3 separate regions of the Homo sapiens genome follow, and regions 1 and 3 are each linked to region 2. The links are chromatin contacts, found by Hi-C or POLR2A ChIA-PET in ENCODE. All regions are on one chromosome and are shown on one strand. Each heading gives the region's core, a stretch centred on a gene start or an enhancer-like site at or near the end of the contact. The rest is flanking DNA. Distances are from core to core; before and after follow the strand shown.

Region 1 (2,700 bases), core at 134-2,633, 660 kb before region 2:
TAGATGAATCCAACCAGCTTCTTTCAAGCTCTTTTTAAAAATCTCTTGAAGCCATGATTCTAACATATAAAAATTATGTATCTCCTCTTCTTTCCACCAATTAAAAGATCCCAAACTGTCAGTCCCTTTCATTGTATTCATCTGCCTCACTACTGCTAGGGCTTTGTTCTTGATTTTCACTGCCATTTGGCAGAGAAGTCAAATCAGGAGGGATATGGATGTGATACCGCATTAGGGGGCAGAAGTGGGTATCGCAGATGCTCTGATCAGAACCTAGTGAAGGAAATGAGAAGGAATTGGGTTATACAAATGGAACCTAGGGTCCAGAGAGTGTATTAACAGGTAACAAATTAGCCTGTGGAGATAGTAGGCATTAGGGAAGCATCAGCCAGGACTGTAACTCATGTTCTGGCCAAAGGGAGGGGAAAAAAAAAGTCTAGAAGTAGTGGAGAAGCAGATGAGTGGAAGAGAGGTCTAGACAGCAAACAGCATGGATCCAACCACAATACTGAGATCCAGGGACAGGAGCATTACCCATGGGAAAAAAATCCAAATTCCATACTTTGACTTCAAGGCCCTGTATGGCCTGGGCCCTATCTATACAGCCAATTTCATCTGATGTCAGTCTCCCTTTCCCTCTCTATGGTTCAGCCACAGGGGCCTTCTTTTCTCCCTTTGATGGTGTTAAGCTCTTTCCCACCTTAAGGCCTTGGTATAGGCTATTCCTTCTGCCTGGGACCCCATTCTATTAATACCAGCTCTTCATATGGCCAGCTCCCTCTCATCCTTTACTTAGGTCTCTGCTTAATTCTCAGCTCTTTCTGTCTGGCCATTTTATCTCAATAGGTTACTCATCCCTCTTTCTATCACAGTATCTTATAATCTTCCTTCTTGTACTTGACATATTATTATTACAGGTGTTTGCCTATGTGTTATCTGTCCCCTTCACTAGACTCCATGAGGGCAGTGCTGATATTTTATATAGATCATCCCATTTAATTCATAACAATCTACGAAGTGGGTACTATTATGTCCATTTTACAAAGAGAAATAAAACTGCAAAGAAAAACAACTGGCCATATATATATATATATATATATACACAAATTCTAAACAATACTACTCATTACATTAAAACAGAATGGCAACTTAGTAGAAGCCACAAAAATCTGAAATCTTTTTATTTCAAGTGTAGCCCATGGACCAGCAACATATATATCACCTGGCAGCTTGTTGGAAATGCAAACACTTCTGGCCTCACCAGGGCCCTTGCATATAGTTCCAGCAGTCCTCAACCCACAGGAGTTGGACCCAGCTGTTCCATCTGCAACAGGAAGCCAAACACAGCTAACACCTCTAGGCCAGGGAAACCTTGGCCTGTTGCCTTGTGGAAGTTCAAGAGGCTAGAGGAAGCCTTAGTTTAGAGGAAGCTTTATCCCTGCTCAGAGGAGCCAAGAGAGGGCCTCAGCTGTAGATTTTTCTGAAGCTTCTTGGCCTTGTTTTTATCCACCAGGCTGGCAGAACCCAGCAAATGGGATTTCAAACTACAGTGGCTACCTGTTTTGCTGTATCCCTAGTGTCACATCCCTCTTCTGAAGGTATCAGCAGCTCTCGTTAACCAGGGCCTTTCTGTGTGTACAGCCCTGCAAGCTTTGCACAGCACAACTCCAGCAGGCACCAGTCACATATACTCTGGTATGAATGGTGGCCTCTGATGCTAAGAATGTGGCAGCCCTGGCCCACTTCCTCTGGGTGAATCTCTCCTCTCCCAGGGTGGGCATTTGCTCCACACCTGGCCACTCACAGTACCCCTCCAACTGGCTATAGAAACAATTCCAAGTGGTAGGCATATGGCCCAAGCTAGAACTCCTTCAATCTGCTGTAAATTTTGAGGTATTATGGGCAAATAGATATATTTCAGCCCATACAATTGAGTCTCTCTAAACTTGATGGAAAAAATCTGGGATCTTTAAGGTAACATGTTATATCTGATTATTAAGATGGGAATTTAAGGTACCTTGCCTTCTAATGGAAATTTATGTAGCCAATTACAGTGCCCCCTTCTTTACATAATTTTAACCCATTGGGATTGCTTTCTAACCAGTGGTTCTTGGCCCTGGCTACAAGTTAGAATCACTAGAGCATGTCTCGTCCAGATCAATTAAATTGGGAAAGGTTGGTGGCACAGGCCTTGGTACCTCAATTTCAGCTGCGCTAGACTCTGACTACTCATCTATGTAAGGCGTCCCAAAGTGGCATATGGTGTGCTACATAGTCTATGCTTCCAGGCAGGCCAACAAAGTGGTAGACTACATCCAGTGAAAATCAGACCTGCCACTTTCTGATGATGTAGTAACTGACAGGCAGAGACTAATTTTACTTACACAAGTGGCTGTAAAACAAAATATTCCCCTCTCTCTCCACCCCACCATTTTTTGTTGTTCTACCTCTCCCACACTCTCTGCATTTGTTTTACCTCCCTCTTGCCTCTCCTGCTCTCCCTTGGATTTCTTGCCAGGGTCATTCCTAGAAGAGATTGAACTGGAATCGCTAGTGCTCCAGGACTGAAACAATCTTACTCTAAGCAGGTTCCAACCCTTCCCTCCACCTGTCCTCAGGGCTCCAAACGCATAGGTAAACTTGTGCTTCTGGGCACAGCTTAAACATCTACTGACAAAACCAAGCAGGTACCGTCCTTCA
Region 2 (2,700 bases), core at 2-2,501:
TTCTTTGGTGCTGGTCAGGTCACTTACTACTGGGCTAATAGGAGTGGTGGTTTCCTCCTTGTTAAAGTTGTCTGTTACCTGAGAGTATTTGGGACTGATAGAGAAGCTGGTGGTGGGGGTGTTATTTGCAGAGAAAGCAGCTGGCACTAAGTTTACAGGCTAATTAGAAATGGTCACGCCTCTAATCCCAGCACTGTGAGAGGCTGAGGTGGGCAGATCACTTGAGGTCAGGAGTTCAAGACCAGTCTGGTCAACATGGCAAAACCCCGTCTCTACTAAAAATGCAAAAATCAGCTGGGTGTAGTGGTGCGTGCCTGTAATCCCAGCTACTGGGAGCTGAGGCGAAAGAATTGCTTGAACCTGGAAGGTGGAGGCTGCAGTGAGCCAAGATTGTGCCACTTCACTCCAGCCCGGGCAACAGAGCAAGACTCTGTGTCAAAAAAAAAAAAAAAAAAAAAAAAAAAAAAAAAGGTCAGCTTTTATCTTATCTGGTGCTGGAGGAGTTGGAAACTATTTAAAAGAGTAACCAAATTTAATCTGAAAAAGATGGTTTACTCTGTTGGCAGCTGAGAAATAAAAAGACTGGAGTAAAAATTGGAAAGAGTTCATTAGTAATAACAAAACATTTATTTTTGGGATCCATGCTATGGTTTTTGACAGTCATCTCTTATTTATTTTCATTTTTCTAACAGCTCTTAGGGTGAAGAACAGTCATTAATTCCCCTTTACAGATAATAGAGACTTACTAAAGGTAATCGCCTAACTTAATGTCACCCAGATATTAGATATTAAGTGTCAAAACTGTGATTTCAACTTGGGCTTTATGGCTCCAGCAATGAGGCTCTTAAAACATGGTCACAAAGAAAACCTTCTTCCTTGGGATGAATCAGATTTGAGAAGATCAAGGGAGTAACAGCTACCTTTGCCCTTGGAGATCAGATCCACTTAGTAGCTCTAAGTTATTAATCTTGCTTTTATTTTTTTTTTTAATTGTATGTTAGCGATCCTTTTGTTAAATGCAATGCTAGCATCCCTCTCTGTCAGGAGTTTGAATCTCAGCACCATTGATATTTGGGGCCCCATAAGTCTTTGTTGTAGGAGGGTATCTTGTACATTGTGGAATGGTTAGCAGTATCTCTGGGCCCTCTGCCCCCATAGCTGTGACAACCAGTGTCTCCAGATGGACGTCGTTAAACATCCCCTAGGGGCAGAATGGATCCCTGATGAGAATCACTCCTCAGCAGGAAGAAGACAGCAGTAAATTATAAACAGGTAAGTGTTCTAACAGGGCTTCTGAAACTCATGCGTATGAGTCACTTCATAGCTTGTCACAGTGGTTTTTTCAAGCATTACTCTGACTTAGTTGGTCTGGCTGGGAGCCAAGGGATCTGGAAAGTGATTGATGCAGGGTGTTTCTTGGACCGTACTTTTAGGGGAAGTAGCCACAAAGAGCTGAACCTCACACCCTTTCATGTAAACTTCCTGCTTAGCAACAGAATAGAGTACCTTCATGGTTATTAAAATGCTTTTCTCCTTGTCTTTTTATTTTTTCTTAGATCTGCTGGCCTATCTTGCTAGTGATTAAGTTTACAGTTCAGCTAATCATTTGCTCCAGGTTTCCGAGCTTGTAAAATCGCATGCTGTGCATATAAATGTATAGGATTTTGACCTTAGAAACTGAGGAGCAATTATCCACATGTCTTAAGACAGAGTAGGCCACCTTTTGACTTTGAAAGTATCACCAGGAGGGCATTTTATTTTTGAAAGTCAAGTTTTGTGTTTCGAAATATGTTTGTTGGGCTTCTTGGTAGCAGTTTAAGTTTTATTGTGATTAGGGGCTGAAACAAGTGATAAAAAATGAAGTTTCCTATTTAGTGATGTGATGTCACCTGTTGCTGCAGATGAGAGTTGGTTCTCTTTAAAAATTTGAAAGTGATACCATTTATATTTCAGGATTCTCACCATGTAATTTCTCTCTTCTGGCTATCAACCTGCACTTTTTAAATTTAAATTTTTATTCAGATTGTAGGTTCACATACAGTTGTAAAAAATAATACAGAGATATCACTTATATACTTTGCCTAGTTTCCCCAAAGGTAGCATTCTGGTAAAACTATGGTATATCACAGGATATTGATATGGATATAGTCCACTGATCTTCTTCAGATTTCCTGATTTTAATTTATACTTATTATGTGCATTATGTAGGTGTGTGCATGTGTGTATAAATTCTATATAATTTTGTCATTTGCGTAGGTTCATGTATCCACTATCCCAGTCAAGATACTGAACAGTTCCAATACCATAAGGATCCCTCATGTTTCCCTTTTATAACCACGCCTACCTCCTCCCTCCTCCCATCTCTAACTCCTAGAAACCTCTAATCTGTCTTCATTTCTAAAGCTTTTGTCACTTCAAAAATGTTACATAAGTGGAATCATACAATATTTAATCTTTGCAGATTGCTTTTCTTTCACTTGGAATAATTCTCGGGAACTCATCCATTTTGTGTATATCAGTGTTTGTTCTGTTTTATTGTTGAGTAATATGCCAAGGTGTAGATGTGCCACAGTTTAACCTTTCACTTATTGAAGGATATCTGGACTGATTCCAGTTTTTGGCTATTACAGATAAAGCTGCTGGGAACATGTGTGTACAGGTTTTTCTATGAACCTACATTTTCTATTTCTCTGGAATTAA
Region 3 (2,724 bases), core at 97-2,596, 540 kb before region 2:
TGTTAGTATACTTCTCTCAATGGTATAGGAAGTTAGCTCTACACCGTATGAAGGAGTTTATGTACAAGACAAATGAAGCTATGTCTACTCTCTAAAGTGAATAACTTCTTTGATTGACAGTTTTTTCCTAATTAGCACAGCAAACTATAGCTGACCGTACTAGTGTCGGAAGCCCAGCACAATAAATTATCCTTCAATTGTCATTCAAAACAAAGTTCAAGAAAGAACTAAACATCAGGCAGCAGGGAAAAAACACACAGAGTACGCATGGTTTATTAATAATGTACGAGGATGGCCAGCACAGTACTTGAATGAGATGGGGGTGACAAAAGTCAATTAAAATCTTGAGACGGTTTTTTTGAGATATGGAATATTAATTAGAGAAAGCAACTGCAGAATTGCCTGGCAGAACCAGGCACACATTTGAAATCTTGTTTGTAGTTCAAGAAGCCATTTTTTAAAGAGTCCTTGAGAGACTGAAAAGATGCATCTAGAAAAAAAGCAATTAAAATAATTCGGAGCTGGAAGACGTTAGGTCAACTTGGCATGTGTAATGCAAAAGGATACAGTGGTCAGCACGGCGCTGCAGGAAACCTACTAGGACAGCTACTTCCGTGGGACTCTTTAGTGTTTTTATTTATATTTTTTTCTGACAAAGACCACTTTAAAAACACAAATGGGAGAAAGGCAGTTACAAGTGTGTAGTGTTGTGAACTATTATGAATCGCCTATTTCAAGCATAAGTGAAAGAAAAGCCATTTCTGCTCTGGTTAAACAAATCATATTTGTCTACAATAGGATTAGAGATGCAACAGACTGGAGAGTTTGGCTCTGTTTCTGGGACAGGGGAGATATCCATCTACCCTGAAAAAAAAAAATAACTAACATCTTTTGAGAGCCTTGTGTACCAGACACTATATAGTATGCTTTCTAATGGTTTATTTCCTACAGAAAGTATGCTACATGAAGGCAGGGAAATTTGCTGGTTTTGAACTATCATATCCTCCATGGCTGGCACATAGTAGGCACTCAACAAATATTTTACCAATGAAGGGTGCTTCTCTAATGGTTGGATTTGTTATGCCTGTTTTCCTCTTATAATGAAATATGATAAAAATTGGGGTTTACTTCCTCTTAGTGTTCATGCTCTTGTGCCCTTGAGGGCAAACTAGACCTAGTGGCCCACTTCTAATGAATAAAATATATGAAAATGATGGAATGTCACCACTGAGATTAGGTTAAAAAATGACTGGGAGTTCTGCCTGGCTGTCTGTTGCTCTCCCACTTGCTCTTTCTGATGGAAGCCAGCTGCCCTATGAAGAGGCTCATGTGCCAGGAAACTGAAAGAGGCCTCTGGCCAACAGCCAGTGAGGAACTGAGAGTCTCAGTCTGACGGCCCATGAGGAACTGGACCCTGACAACAACCATGCGAGAGAGGTCAGAAGACTCTCCAGCCCCAGTTGAACCTTGAGATTACTACAGCCCTGGCCATGTAATCTTGTGAGAGATCCTAAGCCAGAATTACCCATCCAATCTGTTCCTAGATTTCAGACACACAGAAACTATGAGATAATAAATATTTGTTGTTTTAAACTGCTAAACTTGAGGGTAATTTGTCATACAGCCAGAGATAACTAATATATACATCTACGTAAAAGTGTTTATTTTTAAGTTGTTGGGGTATTCTTTTTTCAAATGGCATTGTAATTTTCTACTTTCTGCTCTTACAGCATGTACTAGTGTTTTTCAAAAAATAACCCTGGTTTGGCAGTGTGGTAACAGCTGCTTCTTCCATGTCTAATGGATGGCAGTAACGTTTCAACTGAAAATTTATTTTCTCATTCTAAAGTGTTACCTTAGCATATTGACAGTAGGAGCCTTACACAGTTCCAGGAAAATCATAATTAAGTCAAAGTTCTAAAAAATACTTTAAAATCCATTAGATTTATTCAACACAGCATTCTACATGTCATAATGACACTAAGTGCTAAAATTAATCTCTAGACACCTTCCTATTGAAGTTAAATGGGCTCTCTTTATCTAGTTCCTTCTACAGCTCATGACATCTATATGTTGGGTTTTTATAATATATAGTAGCCAGACAAATAGCCATACAAATGAGTCCTGTGAATTCACACTAATTCATCATTTTGATCAAAACACAGTTAACCACTGGTTATCTGGCCCCCAAATTCCAGTGATATCTATACATTATACCTTATTTTTGCACTACCAATGTATAAACTCTTAAATTCTGTAAGATACATCTAATGCTATCGTGCAGCCAAAATAACTTATTCTTTGAAAGTTGAAGGGTCTTATGAGTTACCATTATGTATAGCAAGTATTATTCTAATCAATTAATGTGGACTTCTTATCATGTAGCTTTATCCTGGCCCTTTTTCTTGTCTTCCCCTAGACTGTAGGTCTTCTGTTCTACCACTGAAGAGGACCTGACATACAATGAATACTCAGATATATATATCTAATAAACTAATACATAAATTCTATGCTTGTTTTTTCATTCAAAGATACTTTAGCATGGTCCTAGCCCTCAAAGATGGATAAAGGAGAGGAAGAAATACACACATAATCATAATGGAAGACAGTAATAGTAATCATAATTACTTAAGAAAGTATGTCAAATGATACTGGGTATTTATTTTTAAATATGCAGATCCCTGGGCCCCAGCCTTCAACTGAACGTTTAATGTAACATTAAAT

Evidence for each region. A loop is a pair of places that touch in the nucleus more often than their neighbours do. ChIA-PET counts read pairs that join two places held with the same protein, here RNA polymerase II (POLR2A). Pooled maps may share reads with other maps.
Region 1: a loop to region 2 is called in a map with no recorded cell type, with 4 times the contacts of the local background. The contact joins two enhancer-like sites. A Hi-C loop is called at or near these places in 1 of 37 single-sample maps with no recorded cell type and 2 of 50 pooled maps.
Region 3: a loop to region 2 is called in a pooled map, with 9 times the contacts of the local background. The contact joins two enhancer-like sites. A Hi-C loop is called at or near these places in 7 of 37 single-sample maps with no recorded cell type and 4 of 50 pooled maps. POLR2A ChIA-PET finds 5 or more read pairs at or near these places in 1 of 52 experiments (WTC11).

Annotation. Positions count from the first base shown.
Region 1 is chr3:61,238,685-61,241,384 of GRCh38, forward strand. The region is part of intron 1 of FHIT (fragile histidine triad diadenosine triphosphatase); the gene reads right to left. Among named protein-coding and RNA genes, the nearest start is that of FHIT, 11 kb to the right of the region's middle. Within about 2 kb of position 1,384, at least 2 of the 41 ENCODE cell types and tissues checked have a DNase peak (open chromatin) inside an H3K27ac peak, as active enhancers do.
Region 2 is chr3:61,893,865-61,896,564 of GRCh38, forward strand. The region is part of intron 2 of PTPRG (protein tyrosine phosphatase receptor type G); the gene reads left to right. Among named protein-coding and RNA genes, the nearest start is that of PTPRG, 330 kb to the left of the region's middle. Within about 2 kb of position 1,252, at least 16 of the 41 ENCODE cell types and tissues checked have a DNase peak (open chromatin) inside an H3K27ac peak, as active enhancers do.
Region 3 is chr3:61,357,250-61,359,973 of GRCh38, forward strand. All of the region lies in intron 3 of LOC105377114 (a long non-coding RNA gene), which reads right to left. Among named protein-coding and RNA genes, the nearest start is that of FHIT, 110 kb to the left of the region's middle. Within about 2 kb of position 1,347, at least 2 of the 41 ENCODE cell types and tissues checked have a DNase peak (open chromatin) inside an H3K27ac peak, as active enhancers do.